Linked DNA regions of Homo sapiens: region 1 is linked to region 2. The links are chromatin loops, found by intact Hi-C in ENCODE. Cell type or tissue: PC-3. All regions are shown on one strand. Each heading gives the region's core, and the rest is flanking DNA. Links, peaks and the distances in the headings are about the cores only. Region 1 overlaps ATP11B (ATPase phospholipid transporting 11B (putative)). Region 2 overlaps MCF2L2 (MCF.2 cell line derived transforming sequence-like 2).

What was found. Peaks named below come from ENCODE experiments on the same cell type or tissue, not always from the same donor. Only the 100,000 strongest peaks of a DNase experiment are listed, where the experiment ranks them.
Region 1: it touches region 2 in a loop (3-fold over the local background); 5 of 110 quality-filtered maps call a loop at or near these places.

What each region holds. Positions count from the first base shown.
Region 1 is chr3:182,905,067-182,915,524 of GRCh38, forward strand. It overlaps ATP11B (ATPase phospholipid transporting 11B (putative)), which reads left to right. Exons shown (of 30, transcript NM_014616.3): 29 at 8,795-8,928. Among named protein-coding and RNA genes, the nearest start is that of DCUN1D1, 70 kb to the right of the region's middle. RefSeq lists a silencer at 8,976-9,115. In PC-3, for the core only: a CTCF peak has its summit at 4,385; no DNase peak of the experiment used is centred there.
Region 2 is chr3:183,179,859-183,190,316 of GRCh38, forward strand. MCF2L2 (MCF.2 cell line derived transforming sequence-like 2) reads right to left here. Exons shown (of 30, transcript NM_015078.4): 28 at 213-301. Among named protein-coding and RNA genes, the nearest start is that of LAMP3, 22 kb to the left of the region's middle. In PC-3, for the core only: CTCF peaks have their summits at 4,931 (motif pointing right) and 9,232 (motif pointing left); DNase peaks (open chromatin) are centred at 4,933 and 6,073; H3K27ac peaks cover 1,586 bases.

The DNA.
Region 1 (10,458 bases), core at 1,326-9,325, 270 kb before region 2:
GTTTTTGTTTATGTCAGAAATTCAGCATTGCATCTTTCATAGAAATAATTATTGGTCAGTCTTAATCCTGGAAAAATACATAGAGATGAGGCAAAATTGTTTTTTATTCATTAAGGACATTGTCTTATAATAAGATTTAAAATAAAGATGGCTATGGAAACATTTTAAACTTCCTTAGAAGATCTCTAATACAAATACAGAAAAAGAACTGAAATTTATATAAATTATTGACCCTCATTAAAAATCTGTTTCAAATTAAGGATTAAATTTCTTTTGTTAACAAATAGATCAGGTGAAGCCCTTTGCACACATGCTCAACATTTCTAAGGCCATGAAGTCCAGTTAGAGTAGAGAAGTCTTCTGAGAAGGGAAGCAGGAAAGGTGAGAAATTGGACATACCTTTTCAATAAGAACCCTAAATCTTGGTGGCAAATGAATTTAATAGAAGAAACTGAATTTTATTGAAAGAAATTTGGTTTTAACTTAGCTGTAATATATGTTTAGTTAGAGCTTCGTGCACTGAAAAATCATGGCTTTATTTTGTGTGCTTGTGTTCCCCTTAAGAAGTTCCCATTAGCCCTCTTTTGTGACAGTAAATGTACTGTTCTTTGAACATTCTTTTGTGCCTCAGATTGTGAATGCCAACTTGTTGCTTTGATCTTAAACCTCTATATGGTGAAGAGTATCATTCTGTAATATGAGACTTGTTGCTTTTCTGTCCTTCCAGATGGAAGAAGATAAGGGTTCAGTCAGCTCAGCATATGAATTTGCTGAAAGCCAGCACAGAGGGGAGGACAGTAGGCACCTGCTAGCTGAGGCTTGCAGCCAGCAGGACAGTTGTTGCGTGCACTAGGTAGTACTGCGCTGGACCTTCCCGGGCACTCATCCGCTAAGTTCTCATGCTTGGGGGGCATGTCATGGGACACCTGACCTGACATTTCCATTTCTTTACTAATTCCTTCACTGTTCCTCATATGTTGTTTTAGTTTCGTTGTTTTCCTTTTTTGTGGTCTTTACATTTTTCATATGTCCATCCCTGAAAATTTTGTCAATCTCTCTTTAGAGTTCCAAAGATAAATCAGACTTCACCTCACATTCTAAGCTGTGAAGATATTCTCACAACCTATTGTCTTACATTCAAGAAAATACTCCTTTTTACTTCTCCTTTTGAAAATGTCATGCTATTTCTGTTATCTCTGAAATCATTTTCCCCCTTGAAGTTGTAGTTGTGTATCATTTACCCATCTTAATATAGTTGGATACTGAATTACTTATCTAAGTCACCTCTTAAGTTGAATGATCAAAGAGTAGGGTGCTTAGACTTAGTACTGAGAAATTTTCTGCTGACTGCTGCTATTCAACAAACTTTCCATTCTTTTCATAAATTTTTTCTTTGAGACAGGGCCTCATTCCATCTCCCAGGCTAGAGTGCAGTGGCACGATCATGGCTCACTGCAGCCTCGACCTCCCGGGCTCAAGCGGTCCTCCCACCCTCGACCCCTCTCCCCCAGTAGCTGGAACTACAGGTGCATCCCACCATGCCCAGGTAGTTTTTTGTATTTTTTGTGGAGACTGGGTCTCGCCGTGTTGCACACACTGGTCTCAAACTCCTGGGCTCAAGCGATCTACCTGCCTCAGCCTCCCAAAGTGCTGGGATATAGGCGTGAACCCCCACACCTGGCTCATAAATTTTCATAGTTGTATCTGTTTTAAAAAAAAAAAAAAGAAGAAGAAGAAGAAGGCCGGGCATGGTGGCTCACGCCTGTAATCCCAGCACTTTGGGAGGCTGAGGCGGGTGGATCATGAGGTCAGGAGACCGAGACCATCCTGGCTGACACGGTGAAACCCCGTCTCTACTAAAAATACAAAAGCAAAAATTAACTAGGTGTGGTGGCGGATGCCTGCAGTCCCAGCTACTCGGGAGGCTGAGGCAGGAGAATGGCATAAACCTGGGAGGCGGAGCTTGCATTGAGCTGAGATGGCACCACTGCACTCCAGCCTGAGCGACAGAGTGAGACTCCGTCTCAAAAAAAAAAAAAAAGAAAGAAAGAAGAATTGATGAGAGCTTGATTTTCTCTTCTCTCGAGGAATAACCCTGACAACCATTTCGAGACCTAATAGGGATATGCAGAATATTTGGATTGGTAGTAATGATGGAGGATAAAATTTCCTGCCACTAATAATTGTATTATTTGGACTAATTGCTATTTTATTTATTGTAATTACTAGTCAAGAAAGTGCTGTTGTCTCATATGGGAGAAGCAGTGATGAAACTTTGTAACAAAGCCACTTGAAAATTGTAAATCTTTTAACCACACTATAAATCAGACCCTGGAACAGGTAGAATAATTTGAAGAATCTGGACTATTCTATAAGATACAGTTTTAAATTAGATTAGTGGATTACCCTAAATGAAAAATTAATCAACTCTGTTATTAAATATCATCAGTTGAAAAGATATTCAAAAGAATCCTGAATTTTTGTGTGTTTTGGTATGCTTCATATGATTATATTTACAGTATATTTCTGTTGCATTGTGCCTTGCTATAGAAAGATGTTTAGGCTTTTTTAATAGGCTCTGATTGAGCGCCAAAGAAAGCTCATGTGAAGAGCTTGCTGCTGCCTAGGATTTATGTTATGCCTTGGATAGTCTACAAAGCAGATAATCTCCTAAGACCTGACTAAAACTATAAAATTGTGTCCTCTGTAATAAAAGGTCCCCACACATTTAAGTTCTAGTGGATATTTCATATGATGTGGATCTGGTACTGCTTTGCTTTAATATGTCCATTAAATGTACAGTACAGCTGAGAATTGGGTTCTTAGAATGTTCCCATTAAATAACAGGAGCCTTATTATGGTGACTTTTGCCAAGGAATGATAAGTGAATTCTCTCTTACAGCCTGTGACATTAATTTACCGTCTGCATTAAATTTGGGGATTTTATCATTTTTCACAGGTATTAATTTCTTCCTCACCTAAATTACAAATTCCTAGTCATATGTTGTTATTTATGTAACCAGTAGAATACATTAAAACAAAAGGCCCTTAGTCCTCTTTCAAACTAAGAATAAGCCAGATTATTAAAATAAATTTACCGAATCAATATAATTCTCATATTATTATTTTCTTTTTTTTTTTTTTTTTTTTTTTTTGAGCTAGACATAGGGTCTCACTCTGCTGCCCAGGCTGGAGTGCAGAAGCACCATCTTGGCTCAATGCGACCTCCACCTCCTGGGTTCAAGCAGTTCTCCTGCCTCAGCCTACAGACGGGCTGGGACTACACACGCAGCTAATTTTTGTATATTCAGTAGAGACAGGGTTTCGCGTTGTTGGCCAGGCTGTTCTCAAACTCCTGGCCTCAAGTGATTCACCTTCCTTGCCTCCCAAAGGTCTGGGATTACAGAAGTAAGCCACCGCACCTGGCCCATATTCTTAGGTATGTAATACATACAGAAATCTCCTTCTCTTAAGAAATCCCTAAAAGACAGTATGGAAGTATTTTATAACAATCTTTCTAAGTTGTTTATTTTACTTAGAGGGAAGGAGAGAGGAAAGGGAGTTTAGAAGAGTGAATATGAGCTTGAAGAATGTTTTGGAGAAACAGGCCTTGAGTAAGATATACCAGTTACCCAGATTTCATCACTACCTGGCTATCTCCATTGCAGTTCTGAATTATGAGATGAAGCTCATTACTTGTTTTAGAGATTTTATGATTCTTAATCAGATTTGAAAATCAGTAACATTTGATGACTTGATTTTACATTAAAAAGAAAAACATTTCCTTAAACACAAACCTCTTCTTTTTTCATTTTTGTTTTTAAAATTAGAGTTTAAGCCTTCTTTCCAAATAACTCCTTGAAGGCCATGCAAGGTGCTCACTTTGATTATCCAGTATATAGAACACCTTTAAGGGCAAAAGACCTAGCATGGTTAATTGTTTGACAGTTATTATCTAAACTTTAAAAAACAAAAACCTTTATTTGATTTGATAGAATGTCATAGGTGTGACTAAAAAATGTTAGAAATGTGAGACATTTTTCTAAAATTTATAAGATTTAAGGAAGGTTGTAAGGTTTCAGGAAAATATTTTGTATAAGCAATAAGAAATGTCTTAGTGTTTATTGTCATTGACATGAAAATAATGGAAATAAAAGCAGTGAGCCAGAATTTATTTCAAAAGGCAATTTCTGTGAAGATGAGCATTTTTATTATCTGTGCATAGTCATGTTGAATAGACATAGTTGTTTTGCTTGACAGCCTTTCTAGCACTAAATTATGTGGTCATTCCTGGGAGCAAGTGTGGTGGAAAGTGAGGCTTACCAATCACAACTTCTAGTAAATTAAAAGTTACCTCTTGGTACCACTAGGTGGGGTCTCACTCCCATTACTATGCTTTTTTTTTCTTTTCTATTATTTAAAAGTGGTCTCCCAAAACATGTAATGATTTCCCCCAAAAATGTAATGATTTCCTCTCCTTACTTTGAATGAAATGGGCTCTAAATGCTCCACTCCCATTCTCCTCACCCAATTATACTGGCAACTATGTCTATACAGGTACTCTGGCCCGAGCTCCCAGTTCCTGAATATTGAGATCAAAGATGTATATATGGGAAAGTAGTAGAGCTTGGAGGTTTGCTAGAGAACAGTATAGCATTTTCTATAGATAGCTTTACAGAAACACAGCCAACATTCAGCATTTTAAAAGCAGCTGAGGCTGGCCACGGTGGCTCATGCTTATAATCCTAGCACTTTGGGAGGCTGAGGTGGGCGGATTGTCTGAGCTCAGAAGATTGAGACCAGCCTGGGCAACATGGTGAAACTTCATCTCTACTAAAATGCAAAAAATTAGCTGGGCGTGGTGGTGTGTGCCTGTAGTCCCAGCTACTCAGGAGGCTGAGTCATGAGAATTGCTTGAACCCAGGAGGCGGAGGTTGCAGTGAACCAAGATCACACCACTGCACTCCAGCCTCCAGCCTGGGCAACAGAGTGAGACTCGGCCTCCAGAAAAAAAAAAAAAAAAAAAAAAGCAGCTGAGTTCTTTTTTTTCTTTAGAGAAAAAAGGAAACATATACATACAAACTATATATTCACATATATATACACTTAGTTCAAAAAGTGATCTGAAGAAGTCATTTCTTAAAATTTTTGACATTTCAAGATGTTTACCTTCTCTGTTGGGATGTCCATATTTTAATAACTGTCCTTCAGTTTTAAAGCAAAGGATGGCCAGGCTCAGTAGCTCACACCTGTAATCCCGGCACTTTGAGAGGCTGAGGTGGGAGGACCACTGGAGGCCAGGAGTTTGAGACCAGCCTGGGCCGTATAGTAAGACCCTGTCTCTACTAAAATTAAAAATTAGCCTGACATGATGACGCACACCTGTAGTAGCTACCCAGGAGGCTGAGGTGGAAGGATTGCTTGAGCCCAGGAGGTTGAGACTGCAGTGAGCTAGGATCGATTGTGCCACTGCACTCCAGCCTGGATGACAGAGCAAGACCCTGTCTCTAAAAATAATAAAAATAAGGTGAAAGGTGATGAATGCAAAGCAAGATGATTACCAGGGTCAGATCCAGACCAAGGCAGTGTCTTGCACATATATGGATACTCAAGCGCTGGCTACCTTCTGGGTGTCATCTCGATGAATTTCTCCCAGTTGATTGAGCACCAGCTTTGAGCAAAGCACATGTTGTTAAACTAAAGTGTCAGACAAGATCCTTGCTCTTTTGAGTTTCTGGTTTAGTTCTCTCCAAGTAAATGTGGTGAAGGACCAGTTTGTTATTTTCTTGTTTTGTTTTAATTTCCAGTTTATCTTGAGCCAGTGCTTTTACAAATACAATAAAAATGAATTATAGGAAAATTAAATCTAAAAGATATATAAAATAAGCCCCAATTTTTAAATTATTGAATTTAACAGTTATAAACATACTTTGTCCAACTGCTGTAAAAATTTCTAAGCTCTTATTCTCACAGATTAGAAATGCTTATTTCTTCATGGGCCAGTAATAGTGTTTATGGATCAGCATTGATCTATGGACCACACTGTGAGTCACAACTGGTCTTTTTGCAAGGGGACAGTACCACTCCCTTACACTTAGGCTAAGCTTCTGCGGAATACACACCACACTGCTGCCCACACATAGCCACTCTTTCTCCTCCTTCAGCCTGGAATATCTTTTCCCCCCCATCTCCTGCTATTGAAATGCCCCCCCCCGCTAAGTCCTTTAAGATGTATTTTAAATGCCACCTTTTTCATCAAATCTTCATGCCCTCCCACCAGTACCACTAACAGCAGCTGGGTTTGAGCTTTCCCTCCTGTTTTCTGAGTAGTCTGCCTCTTATAATCATAAGGCAGGAAGTGCTATGGTAAAGGGGTTTGGGCTCTGCAAGCAAAGAAACCAAGATTCAAGCCCCAGATTAAGTGGGTGACCTTGAACAAATTCTTAACGGTTTCCTCATCTGTAAACTGGGGATGATCATGATGCCTATTCCTAAGGGCTGTTTAAGTTTTCAGTGAGACAATCCATGAGAAGCATCTTACATAGTCACTGGGGCATACGTGGTGAGCACTCCACTAATGTAACTGCTGTTGGTATGTCTTCCTGACTTGTCCTCTCTCCCACCTTCTTCCTTACCTTTAGCTCACCGGATTGAGCACAGGGTTACTATCCCCTGTGGAAAGTGGCACAGTACCTTGCTCAATAAATAGAAGTTTAAGTGCTTGTGCCAATTAAGTGATACAAATAAGCAGTGAAATAGAATCAGAGAAAGAGATGACTCATAGTTGGAGAGGTGAGGGAAGTTAATGGAGACGGTAGGATTTAAGCTGAACGCTGATGTAGGGGTCAGCATTCTGACCCTGATTGATGGCAGGCCCCGACACGTTGCCCACAGGCAGGGAACATTGGTTGGCTGGAGTGGAGACTGCACCAGAGCATTGGGAAGCAGAGCAGGAAAGGCAGCCTGGGGTCAGGCTGTAAAGGGCCTTCAAGGCTTCATGCGGTGTGGGGCTTTATCCTTTGAGCATGTAGGAGCCCTGGAGTCTGGGTTGCTACAAGGGGTAAATTTGAGATTGGGAAAACTGGAGTCCAGGGACCCAAAGAGAATACTGGAAAACTGATGAAATCCTGTTACCTAAACCAGCATTTCCTAAACTGTTCCTCTGAATATGAATGATCCTCCTGGTGTTGCTTAATATTTGCTGGTTGGTGGGTGGGGGTGTATGGTTTCTCCCACTAAGAAAATGAGTGGAGAATTATGATATCTCAGGCTTCCCCCATGGAGATGACCATGTATCCTGACTTCACAGTCCTCTACTTTAAAAGTCTGTTTAGAACTTTGTTAAATTAGTGTTTCCCAAATTTAATTGAACACTGACCCCCTTTTTTTTTTTCATGAAATGTCTGTAAATATCTTACAAAACACAGTTTAAGAAACTGTGCCCTAAACAATTCTAAACCAAGAGTATTGTAACGAAAGAACAAGTCAAGTTTGGCTCTTTCTCAGTGCTTAGCTGATCCTAGGACACTGTCATCAGGCAGTTGCCAGATAAGAACCATGTTGTTTCACACTGTGTGGTGTTGAATCTTCTGAGCATGGATCTTGCAGGACATCAGCAGTTGTTTACATTCAGAATGCCAGGTTTCTGTTCCATCACGTCCGTCTCTTCTGTTCATTGTGAGCATCTCCACAAACATCCTCTGTTGCCTGCACCCAGCACATGGTGATTCCCAACCTTCGTGGAAGTGCAGCCCTGTATTTATTCTCCTTCTCTATCCTCAAAAGATGTGTTACGTAGGATGTTATATATGTAAAAGAAGGTGAATTGAAATAAGGTGTTTTTTTTTTAAAACAACAGCCCTTGAAAAATTTCGGAGCATCTTTGACAAACAAAACCAGGGTTGGGATTCATCGAGCTACGTGGTCATACCATCTTTCCCCCTCATTTTTACTCAGTTAAAATTGTTAGTCGTGTGGAATAAAATTATCTTGCTGGGCTATTTATGCCTGAATCAACATAAATCTTGCATACTTTCAGAAAGTAATTCAGTTTCAAATCTTGATAGTACTACTTATTCACTTGTTTAATAAATTTTAATTTATTAAACTGTCAGCTAACTGTTACAAAGCAGGATGAGCTGATGATGGGATGATTGCCACTTAAAAGTTTTTAGCAATTTATGATAAATGATGCTTTTTTCAAAGATAAGTATGGAGTGGATCTATGTAGAGTGCTTAGAACCTGGCACATAGTAAAGCATACGTAAAGTGTTTGCTGCCATTGTTGTTGTTACTGAACATTGGGGTGAGGTCCTGCCTGATTGTTATTTCCCAGTCTTAAAGATAATTCATACTCCACTTATCTCAATTGTTGGACATTGTTCATTGAAATTGCAGGCTAGACATTTTTAATTGAAATTGCAGGAGCATTTCACCTAAAGAAAAACTCCATGCAGAATTGGAATTCATTACATTCCTGAGTGGTTGATGGAAATCATTTTGACCATAATAAATGATTAAAATGAAACATTAAAAGTAGATTTACATAATATCCAGCTTCTTAATTTATATAATTATTTTACTAGACCTCTAATTTAGGATACAAGGCTTTAAAATAATTTTGGATGGTTATACTCTAGTAAATTAAAGCCTTTCATATGTTTCCCATATTATAGAAAAACATGTAGGTTTATATATGTTACCTTTGATTTGAAAGTGCTTGTTGTAATGTTCTAATGCTTTTCAGAAGTCCATATCTTTAAACAACTGATGTTTTCTGCTTCACCTCCCGCAGCTTACTGAAACAAATGCAGGTATCAAGTGCTTGGACTCCATGTGCTGTTTCCCGGAAGGAGAAGCAGCGTGTGCATCTGTTGGAAGAATGCTGGAACGAGTTATAGGAAGATGTAGTCCAACCCACATCAGCAGGTGTGAAATCTCTCTAAGTAGCCTTTGCTGCAGATGAGTATCCTATCTGGAACAGGATGAACCTGCCGCTCTAGATACCTAATAAATCAGCAGCTGGTTTTACCAACTGAAGCAGGAAGTCTGCTATTTATTAGCACTCTTTGGTGGTAGATTTCACTTTGTGGCTTTGGGGTAAGGGCTTTTTCACTCACAAAGGAAGAGAAAGCACCTTTGAAGAGACTTCATCTAATGAACAAAAAATTTTGTTTCATAATCTTTCTAAAATGTGCTCAGTAGGAGTGTGTTTATGGTACTCTTTTATGGTTTGTATAACTTTCTTTTTTAAATTATACATATACTATTTCCTTTTTATTTTTTTAAAATTTTTTTGCTTTTTGTCTTTACAAAATAATCTCAACATAACAGTGAAGTCAAAGGCTTTCCTTTTCTTACTCTGTATGTATATTTTCCAGTTGGTTATTTGAGGCTTTGAGGTATTTATAAACACAAAAGGCTGTATTTCTGCTCCCCTACCTCTTCTTATGTCTGTAATGAAGTTTTGAAATGAGTCATGATTTTTAAGTTTCTTTTGCTTGGTATTTATTGCCTAATTAAAAGTGTATGAGTTAGAACAGGCTTTTTAAATTATGGAGTAAAAGAATCTTAGCATTTTTGTCCCCTCCTAAATCTGTTTCTTGAATGAGATTTATCACCATGCCTGCTGTTGTGCACCATAACGAAAAAAAACACCTTTTGGTAAACACCATTTAAAATTCATTTAAACTTGCAATGGATTTATTTATTCATACATTTCCCCAAGAGTTATATCACTATTTAGAGGATGTTAGGGGGTAGAAAGAGCTTTTTCCACACTTGGTGTTCTTTAGGTGAATGATACCATATTCTCAAAATCAGGGCAGCAGTACACGGTATGCATGGAGGTACAAATGGGCAGGGAGAGATGTTGGTTGCCATTGTCCCAAATGTGCTACATGAATATTAGCACTTTCTACATGTGCCAGGGCTTGGAAAAGGTTGGAAATTACCCCAGGAACAGGTTATAAAGAGTGAAGAAGGCACTACTCCTATCTACTGGAAAAAGGATTTTTATTATTTGGTTAGCTTTGTGTTTTAAAAAAATGATGAGTATGATATCATTCATCTGTTATAAAATTCAGGTAACTTTTACTGGTGAACTTGTTAGTTCTCACTTTAGCTTTAGCTTAGCCATGCCTTTATGATACAATTGAATTTATAAATAGCATTCTTATGTTAACATAATGTCTGTGGTTTCAATCCCCGTTTATTCTGACTTGATTATAACGTGATCTGAAATATTTCCATAATGCTGTGATACCATTTTGTAGTAATTTCATTCCACGTAGAAGGATGAGCACTTAAACTCTGGGACTTTGTTATGATTTACATAATTGTATTATAAAATGTGGCTCTGTCATGTACCTAGGCCAGCAAATTTCCCAAAGAGCTTGATTTATAATACTATTTTACCTAATAACATAGCTTCATTGCACAGAATCAAGATAGGAGTTA
Region 2 (10,458 bases), core at 1,396-9,395:
GCCAAGGAGACAGCCACGTGGGGACATGCTGGACTAGGAGGGTCAGAGCCAGTTTGAGGGTCTGGTGACCTCGGCTCCCTGGCTTAACCAGGTCCTTATGGGTGAGAATCCTGAGGAGGGGGAGAGGGATGGAGGCTAGGGACAGGAGGCAGGAGGAGCTGATGAATAGGAAGGAGGGAAGAAGATGAAAGAAACAAAAGGGAAGTAATTACACTCAGAGCACTGCTCTCCTTTTCCATGTCTTCTGCGCCTTCACAGTCTTCAAAGGTGTCCATGGAGCTAAACTCCCTGCTGGAGCAGCCTTAGGGAGAGAAAGGGAAGGATGGGGCCTCTGTGGGGTGGGAGGACATCCCCTCTGCCCATGGCAGGGTGTAGCAGGCAGTGCCTGTTGCAGGCACGGTCCTCCCCATCTCTAACTCCTGCTCTCCAAGGGCCTGCACTGCGCTGGGCTGTGAGGGGGTCTGTGATCTCCAGGCTGCTTTTCCAGCGCCGAGATGCCGTAATTCACCGAGAAGGCGCGTCCACATGCTGTTCATGGCCCTACCTCCCCGTTCCTCCAAGAAAACAGTCATTGTTTTTTGTGTTTGCCAGTCTTCTAACCACGCCTCCTTCCCTTCCTCCTCCCCTGTCTCTTTCTCACCCTCCCCTCCTTGCCTCCTTTTCTCTCCCCTAATTAATGTCCATTTCCCATCTCCCTGGCAGCCTCTGCCAAGTGTCACTGCTCCCCATAAGGGAAAATCAGAGGAACAAGCAAGTGCATCCATCCTGCCTCTCTCTGCAGTGAACTGATTAATTAATCCATCAGTCTTGTCTATGGCGCACATGTTACATCCCTGGGGCGGTGTTGGACACTGTGGGGAACAGCAGCCACTGCCAAATACTGAACAACTGCCCTGTGCCTGGTGGTATGTTAGGCATTTGTCAAAGTTTAAGCCTCACAACCCTGTAAGGGTCTCAGCCCCCTTTACAGTTGGGGAAACAGACAGCAATGGTCACTTGGCCAAGTCCTCTTGGCCTGTGGCAGGGCAGCTGTCTTCTCCAGCACTCCTGCTCTTTACCCTCGCTCTGAGTGAGATGGAGTCTCTGCCCCACATGGCTCACAAGCCAGGGTAGGGAGCAGAGCATCTGCAGAAAGGTCCCAACACAGGACAGCCCCAGACCGAGGGTCAGCTGAGTAGTCTACGCGGCGGGAGCCGTGCTAGGAAAGTGTCTGCTCAGGCGAGAATTCAGGGAGGTTTGGGCAGGACTTGAGGGGCAGACAGGACTGGAGAGGGAGGGCATTCTGGGCAGAGGCATGGCCAGAGGGCGGTAGGCGGCAGTGGAGGGAGCTGCAGTTATCTGGGTGAGCAGGCAGCACAAGTAGCGTCTCCTGGGCTGCTGCCCCAAGCCCCCAACAAGCCACGTTCTGGGCCCCAGGCCCTCCCCAGAGCAGATCAGTGGGGGCTGTGTGAGTAACATGGGGGCGGGGGGGCAGCTGGGCAGCACCTCCCTGGAGGCCCCTCTGAAATCCTGCCTGACTCTGGCAGGCTCCGAGGGGGCTGGACACCCTCCTCTCAGGTTGAAGCAAGTCCTGGTTGAGTTCCTAGTCCCAGGAGGTGGGAGGGGCAAGGGGTGGAGGGCAGAGGAGAAACTGCCTCAGGGATGTGCCCCCTGCCTTCATCCTCCAGACAGGACTTGGGAGCATCTAAGGAAACCCAAGACTCCTCTTTAGAGAAGTCATCCAGCCCTGGGGTCCCCTTATGCCAGGAGCAAGCAGTGAGAATGGAAGAATGATTGTCTTGCTGAAAGTTCTGTGATGGAGGGATAGAGGGACAGAGGGAGCCATGCCCTTGACCATCCCCTGCATGAATAGGAAGGGCTGTGTCTCCAGGGTCCATGGCCTCTGTGCCCCGGATGATGCCAGGGCTGCTAGGGACCATAGAGCCACCCACTGGGAGGCTGGCGGTTGGGCCTGGCTCAGGAGCCTTCGTCAGCCATAGGCAGCCACAGCCTGGGGTGGGCAGGGCTGGGAGGCGACACAGGAACTGAAAAACCTGACAAGCTCTAGCCCCTCCGCAGGGTAAGTGGTACCTCCAGGTAAAATGATTAGTTGGTTCCAGCCCCTCTGCAGGGTAAGTGGCACCTGGGGTAAAATGACTGCCTGGAGCTGGCAGCTGCTTTCCCTGCTCTCGCGGGCCCTGCAGGGAAGCGGGGAAGGGAAGGGGGCACAGCGCTGGGCACAGAGGGGCTCTCAGACCCTGGACTCAACTGTTTCAGGGTCATCTGAAACAGTCAACTGTTTCCTCTAGCCCATTCCCTGCCTCCAGGCGAGGATTTGCCTGAACGTGGAAAGAGGAAGGATCCTCCCAGTGCTGTCAACCCCAGATTCCACCTCCCTGTGGGGGACTGTCAGCGCAGGCCCTGACAACGCAGAGAAAGACACAGGACCCACCTGGGCCAGTGACAGCAGGAGCTCCGGGTGCCACAGGTGAGGGTGGGGATGCCTGGAGCACCACGGGGGGCCTGGTTTAGTCTAGAGCCAGGTTTTCCATACACCTTAGAGTGCAACCTCAGGGAGATGCAAATTTTACCCCCTAACACAGCATACACGCAGAAACACATTTATACAATTCAAACACAAGCGGACGGAACAATATTTACCCTTAGAGTGTGTGAAGTCCTCATCTGTCCCACCTCATCCTATCATGCTTTGTTCTATCCTAGGAGACAAAGCAGGAGGGGGGGCTGCGGAGGTGGGGGAGTCTCATCCAAGCCCTTGGGTGACACGTCTCTCCTGAGACAAACTGCAGCTGCTCTGGGTGTGCCCTCGCCTGTCTCCCTCCAGGCCCCGGGTTCCTGCCAGCAGAGACAGTAACCTATTCACCAGGTATCCCCCAGGGCTCCTGGAAGAAACTCAGAATTCTCAGAACCAGAAAACCTTAGAGAGCATCCTGCAGGCAAAGCCCCTGGTTCTCTGCGGAGGAAAGTGCGGCTCACAGGGTGCCCCGCCAGGGATGGTAATTGACCACCAGGCTGTGTGCCTTGTGGGGACTGGCTTAAGGCCCTGTGGGAGCTGAGTCAGGGCCAGGACCGGGGTGTCCTGACTCCTAGAGATCATGTTCCCTTCCTCACCCAGGCCTTCCAGTCCCAGCCCTGGGCTTTTATTTATTTATTTTGGAGACAGAGTCTGGCTTGTCACCCAGGTTGGAGTGCAGTTGTGTGATCACGGCTCACTGCAGCCTTGACTTCCTGGGTTGAACTGATCCTCCCACATCAGCCTCCTGAGTAGCTGGGACCACAGGCACATGCCACCACACCCAGCTAATTTTTGTATTTTTTGGTAGAGATGGGGTTTTACCATGTTGGCCAGGCTGGTCTTGAACTCCTGAGCTCAACTGATCTGCCCACCTCAGCCTCCCACAGTGCTGGGATTACAGATGTGAGCCATCATGCCCACCTCCTGGGCTGACTTTTGCTGTCTTACATCATCTGCATATTTAATCCCCTGCTGGATTCACTGGTCATGGGCTCTGAGGCCCTAAGAGTCTTAGGCACTAAGGAGCTGGCAGCACTGAGGGGACCCCAAAATCTCAGACTCAGGATCTGGCCAGTCACAGGCATGTGAGGGAACAACTGAGAGGCCCATTGCCCCATGGCAGGAGAAGGTGCTCTGGAGTCAGTCAGACCTGAGGGCAGTCAGACCTGATTCTCACTCTGTCACTCACTAGCTGTGTGATCTTGGATACATCACTTAACCTCTTGAGCATCAGCTTCCTTATCTCTAAAATGGAGATAATAACATCGATTTTGCAGTCTTGGTATGAGGATTAGCAAATCTTCTGATAAAGAAAAATGCCTGGTACATCATAGGAATTCAACAAATAGTACCTGTTATGATTATTGTGTATAGCAATTACAATAATACTAAAGAGAGGGTCTCAAAACAGCTCTGGGCACTCCAGGTGTGCTATTATTACTTACATTTCAGGGAGGTTTGTCTGCCATTGTCTCATCCTCATAAACACTCAGGGAAAGAAACATTATAAGGATAATAAATGGCTTTAAAAAGAAACAGAGCAAACACACACACACACACACCCCTCAGAAAAACCATGCCAAACACACAGGCTCTTGACAAATATTCAATCTGATTATAGCAAAACTGTTTTGTTTTGTTTTGTTTTTTTGTTTGTTTTTGAGACAGGGGTCTCGCTCTGTCGCCCAGGCTGGAGTGCAGTGGCGTGATCTTGGCTCACAGCAACCTCCTTCTCCCGGGTTCAAGCAATTCTCCTGTCTCAGCCTCCAGAGTAGCTGGGACTACAGGCACATGCCACTATGCCTGGCTAATTTTTGTATTTTTAGTAGAGACAGGGTTTCACCATATTGGTCAGGCTGGTCTCGAACTCTTGATCTCAGGTGATCCACCTGCCTTGGCCTCCCAAAGTGTGAGATTACAGGCGTGAGCCACCATGCCCAGCTGATTATAGCAAAATTCTAAGTGATAGTTGTATTCTTGGAAAATGAATGGAACGACTTTTGTCCCAGCCAAGATCTAGTGGTGTGTTGGAGCAGATACACCCTGAGTCTCTGGGGCACTCTCAGTCTATGTATCAGATAAGCATAAGGAGTATTGGTGGAGAAGGACAAGAATGGGAAAGGTGGGCGATGAGAATTCCTGCAGATAAGGACTGGTGAGAGTATTCTCTTTTGAAACCCTTAGTCGACAATCTTTCTGGTGCATATCAGATAAGCTGAATGGTTTAGGAAATCTAGTGTTCACATTTAGTGCTTAGAATTCTAAGCTTTTTTATTTTGCTTAAACAAATGGAATGAAATTTATTAACAAGTGAACCTAGTAATGAGCTGAAATTATTCTCACCAGCATACATATTTTTGGTAAATTATAGACTTTGAAGACAAAATCATGGTGTTTCCCTTACTGTCCAGTGGATGGCACAAAGAGACCATTGTAGATCCTGCTGGTTCAGCGGTAGCTCTCAATCCATAGATATTAAATGGGCAAATTCTATTTTTATTGTCTTTCAAACTAGATTTTTCTCAATGCACAACTTTTTTTTTCTTTTTCTTTTTTTTTTTTGAGACGGAGTCTCGCTCTATTGCCAGGCTGGAGTGCAGTGACACGATCTCGGCTCACTGCAACCTCCGCCTCCCGGGTTCAAGTGATTCTCCTGCCTCAGCCTCCTGAGTAGCTGGGGACTACAGGCGCATGCCACCATGCCCAGCTAATTTTTTTGTAATATCAGTAGAGACAGGGTTTCACCATGTTGGCCAGGATGGTCTCGATCTCCTGACCACGTGATCCGCCCACCTTGGCCTTCCAAAGTGCTGGGATTACAGGCGTAAGCCACCGCGCTTGGCCAATTATGCACAACTTTTTAAGGACCATCTCTATCACATGAACTAAAGGATATCATTTTCACTTGGGGGTGGGAAGTGGTGAGCTGCTTAAAAGCAATGCCTAAACCCCCTGGGCTTTCCTTCCTTTCACTTGGAAGAACCAGGGGGTAACTAACTGCTAACAATTCCATGCTTTCAGAGATCTAGGCGCAAGCCTAAGGGCTTCATCTCATTTAATCCTCATGGCAAGACTGTACAGTATTATCTCCATTTTGTAAAATGAATGATAAAAAGAACTTAAGCACAGACAGGCTATAGAATCCATCCAAAGAGATGGAGCTGCACTTGAGGCTGGGTCTTTGAGACCTGAGTTTGAGCCCTTCATCATTGTGTTGTGTGTGCTGCTAACCAATTTCCCCTCTCTGTCTTCTAGGATTTAATACATGGTGTCACATTCTGTCTGATCCATCCCAGTAGCTCTCCAGAGCTCCCAACAGGAGAGAGTTCCAAAATGTTTCCAGGGGTACTAGGCTCGGTTACAATATTTTGCTTGGTGGCCCAGAGTATAAACGTGGATATCTTAGGCTGGTCTATAGCTGAAACGTCTATTTCATTTGCAAGCCTATCTTTGGCTAAGAGGAAGTGAATCATTCTTGAGAACATCTAATTAATTGCTTTCAGATTCCACATGTTGACATTCTCAGGGCACATTTTTTTTTTCCCGTGCATTTCTGTTGTCAAAGTCCCTGCCAGCTCCTAAGGCAGTCTGAGCTGGCTGTCTTAGACTTTCAGAGCTGCTGGAAGCTTGGGGGAGGGAGGGGCTGTAGGTCAAAGAAACTTTATAACCTAGCTTTACCTCCCAGCTCAGCCACCAGCTGCCCTCAAATGTTCTGGATTGGAATAAGCCCAAAGATGAGTGGCAGGAGGGAAGGGCAAGCCAATACGTCTAGTTTGGTTCAGTCAAAGCCTTGCCCATTTCATCAGAATTTTAATGGAAAATTTCCAATAAGATTAAAATATAAGGTCACCCCAATTTTAGTATGGCTCCATTTAAAAAAAATCATGCATATCTTTGTTTTGCAATGGGGCCTTACTCTTGCCCAGGAGAGGTGCGGTGGTACAATCATGGCTTACGGCAGCCTCAACCTCCTGAGCTCAAGCAATCCTTTCACCTTGGCCTGCCAAATAGCTAGGATTACAGACACCCACCACCATGCCCAGCTAATTTTTAAAAAAAATTTTTTGTAGGTCCAGTGCAGTGGCTCATGCCTGTAAATCTCAGCACTTTGGGAGGCCGAGGCAAGCGGATCACCTGAGGTCAGGAGTTTGAGACCAGCCTGGCCACAATGGTGAAACTGCCGTCTCTACTAAAAACACAAAAATTAGCGAGGTGTGGTGGTGGGCACCTGTAATCCCAGCTACTCGGGAGACTGAAGCAGGAGAATCAATTGAACCTGGGAGGTGGAGGTTGCAGTGAGCCAAGTTCGTGCCATTGCACTCCAGCCTGGGCAACAAGAGTGAAACTCCGTCTCAAAAGTTTTTGTGGAGATGGGGTCTTGCGATATTGCCCAGGCTGGTCTCAAGCTCCTGGATATCAAGTGATCCTCCTGCTTTGGCTTCCCAAAGTGTTGGGATTACAGGCATGAGCCACCACAACTGACCAAATCATGCATTTCTATAGACAACGTCTGCAAGAAGATATTAATGGTGATTATATCTGGTTATGTTGGATTTGTATTTTTATTTGTACTTTCCTGTATTTTCTAAATTCCTGACATTCTACATGTGTACTCCTTTAATAATCAGAAAAGGAAACTTAAAATAGTTAAAACCAATTGGTCAGATATGTAAAATAACCCACCATCTCTCCAGAGAGGGCTGTTTGCTAGAACTTATTTTCTTCATTGAAATACTAGAGTGCCCCAATAAGTTTGAATAACACAAAAAAAAAGATAATGAAAGTAACTAAATTATCTAGGCCCAAAAGGAAATGCCACAAAAATTGGCAAAGAAACAACCATGACGTGCTATACCGGATAGCTCCTAGGCCCCCTTGGAGACCCTGAGGTACCCGACGAGGGACCTGTAGTAAGGCTGGCAGACAGGTTCTTCCTCTGTTAGCTCTGAGGTACAACAGTTATTCTCATTTTTATGTCTTTCACATGGCCAGAACTTTGCAAATCAGAGGCAAAGTGAATTCAGAATTAAAAATTTTCAGCACCATCCAAGTCAGTAAAACAGTCTTAGCTTATAACCTTTATTTTTTTTATTATTTTATTATTTTTTTATTTTTGGATGGAGTCTTGCTCTGTTTCCAGGCTGGAGTGCAGTGGCATCATCTCAGCTCACTGCAACCTCCGCTTCCTGAGTCCAAGTGATTCTCCTGCCTCAGCCTCCCGAGTAGCTGGGACGACAGGCATGCGCCACCACGCCCAGCCAATTTTTGTATTTTTAGTAGAGACGGGGTTTCACCATGTTGGCCAAGATGGTCTCAATCTCTTGACCTCCTGATCCTCCCGCCTCGGCCTCCCAAAGTGCTGGGATTACAGGCGTGAGCCACCGCGCCCAGCCCTTTATTTTTACTGTAAGCTGCCAGTAAACAGCACACCCACCTGTCTGCTGACTGTCCCATCTGGAAGTTGTGTAGGTCCTTACTGAATCTTACCTTCTTCCCTTCCCCTACCCAGACCCCATCCCAGCTGGCACGTGGAATCCTTTCCCTTTCTCCTCATGTCAATAGACCAGCAGGCAAAGAGAGCAGTTACCATAGTGGAAGGAGAAACGGGTCCTAGTCGTGGTGAGGAGGTAGGGCTGCTGCTTAACAAAGGCCGAGAGGGACATGTCTGATGCTCAGGTGATCCACTAGGACATCTCGCAATACTCCCATGCCCAGCTGTAACTATGATGGCCAAGTCCAAGAACCATAGCCTGATAAGAGTCTAGGACCCCCACTATACATGCCACCAGTAGAAGTGCCTGATGGGGAGAGGGATGTCTAGAATGAGTAGGAGGGAATGATGACAAAGCACAGCCAAGGACCAACTGCAGTGGCAGGTGGCAGCCACAGATTGAGTTAAGTAGGATTCTTGCTGTGTTCCCTAGTGGAAGCATCTCCCTTGTTGAGACCCACTGAGGTTAAAGTTGGAGACATGGGGAGAAAACAATGTCCCCGTGTTCATCACTAGAGTCATGATGGGCAAGGTCACAACTCATTTGACTTCTTGGCTCCCAGATTCATATACTCTGCCTCTTGGGGGCACTTCACCATAATACAGCCATTGGTTCAGTTGTATGCTGCATCCTGAGGGACAGCACTCCATCCCCGCAGTGCCATGTCCAAACTGCTGCCCCGCCTCACTCTCAAGAGGCTGTCCCACTACTCTGTCAGGCACCAGCTTCTGAATGCAGTGGTAAGACTCTGTCCTGTGATCACGTCTATGGCTGATTCTCTTTTGCCATACTGAGTCCCCTGATCAAAGCAGTGTTATACAGCCTGGCGCGCTGGCTCATGCCTGTGATCCCAGCACTCTGGGAGGCAGAGGGGGATGGATCACTAGAGGTCAGGAGTTCAAGACCAGCCTGGTCAACATGGTGAAACCCTGTCTCCTCTACTAAAAATTCAAAAATTAGCTGGGTGTGGCATGAGCCTGTAATCCCAGCTACTCGGAAGGCTGAGGCAGGAGAATCACTTGCACCCAGGAGGTGGAGGTTGCAGTGATCCCTGATGGTGCCGTTGCACTCCAGCCTGAGCGACAAGTGTGAAACTCTATCGCAAAAAAAAAAAGCAACGCTTATGATTGATCACACACTGTACTTTCTAACCTGAAGGGGTCTGGTAAAATCAACTTGTCTTCTCAAGGGACAGTACCAAACTGGGGGCTCAGCACTGACCTCTGCTGGCATGTCGGACATTTAAAAGTGGTAGCAGCTAGAGCAGTCTTGAAGACATGGAGCCCTCACTGCTGGGGCCGAGCACTGCTGGGTTCAATTCTGCTACCAAGGCTTCTCCATTTCCGAGCCCATGGTGCAGGCACTGGGGTGCCTAAGAGGAAGTGCACTAACTGGACTTCTGCTATGCACCTTCTTTAGGGGGCATTAAAGCACAGTTCAAAGACTCTCACATTTTGAGTTAACCCCCACAGGCCTGTGTGCCCCTTCTCCAGTCAGGTCATGTTGTCATTTGATCCTAGTTATTATTCTGAAAGGGTTCAGGAAGGGAGGTGGGGACAGATCTTGGAAAGGGCAAACATTGCCTTGTATGCCTCATCTGAGGCTTCCGCATAGTCTTAGGGGACTGGGAACCGTCTTAAGTGAATCTCACCTTCTTCCCTTCCCCCAGCCAGGCCCTAGCCCTACTGGCATGAGGAATCCTATCTCTTTGTCCTCATGCCAGGAGACCAGCAGGCAAAGAGAGCAGTTACCATACTGGAAGGAGAAATGGGTCCTGGTCATCAGAAGGAGGTACTCCTCAAGGGACAGTACCTGAGGGAGACACTTCCACTAGGGAACACAGCAAGAATCCTACTTAACTAAATCTACGGCTGCCGCCTGCTGCTACAGTTGGTCCTTGGCTGTACTTTGTAGTACAAGGCGAAGTAGGCCACTGCTGCCAGCCCAGGAGGTCAAGGGCATTTACCCAGACATCCTCATTCCCAGTTTTTGGGTCCCTTATCTTCCCTCTCAGGATCTAATGACTCATCTACTGGCACTAGGAGTCCAAAATGACCAGATGGCAGACTCGCCTAGGCTGAGAATTCTTCCTTCTCTCAAATTCTGCCACTTTTACCAGCCCAGTCTGCCTCTGCTGTAGGAGATGAGAGGCTAAATGTTGGCAGGGAGGCCCCCTGATTCTGATCCTGTGTTTTAAATCGATAATTAGTCTGACCCTGTTACTTTCTCCCTTCAGTGCATCAACGGGAGGCTCTTAGCAACAGCCTCCCAACTCTACCTTCCTGATAGATAATATTTTCCTCAAAGCTCTCAAATGCTAGAGACATTGCACCAGCTGGTGTGTCCCCATCCACCTGTATCTGATCCCAGGTCACCACAGGTGAAGGTCTGAGCAATCGAACTGCTACAGCAGGCCAGGTACCAGGACTCTCAACACGCCACTTAACACCA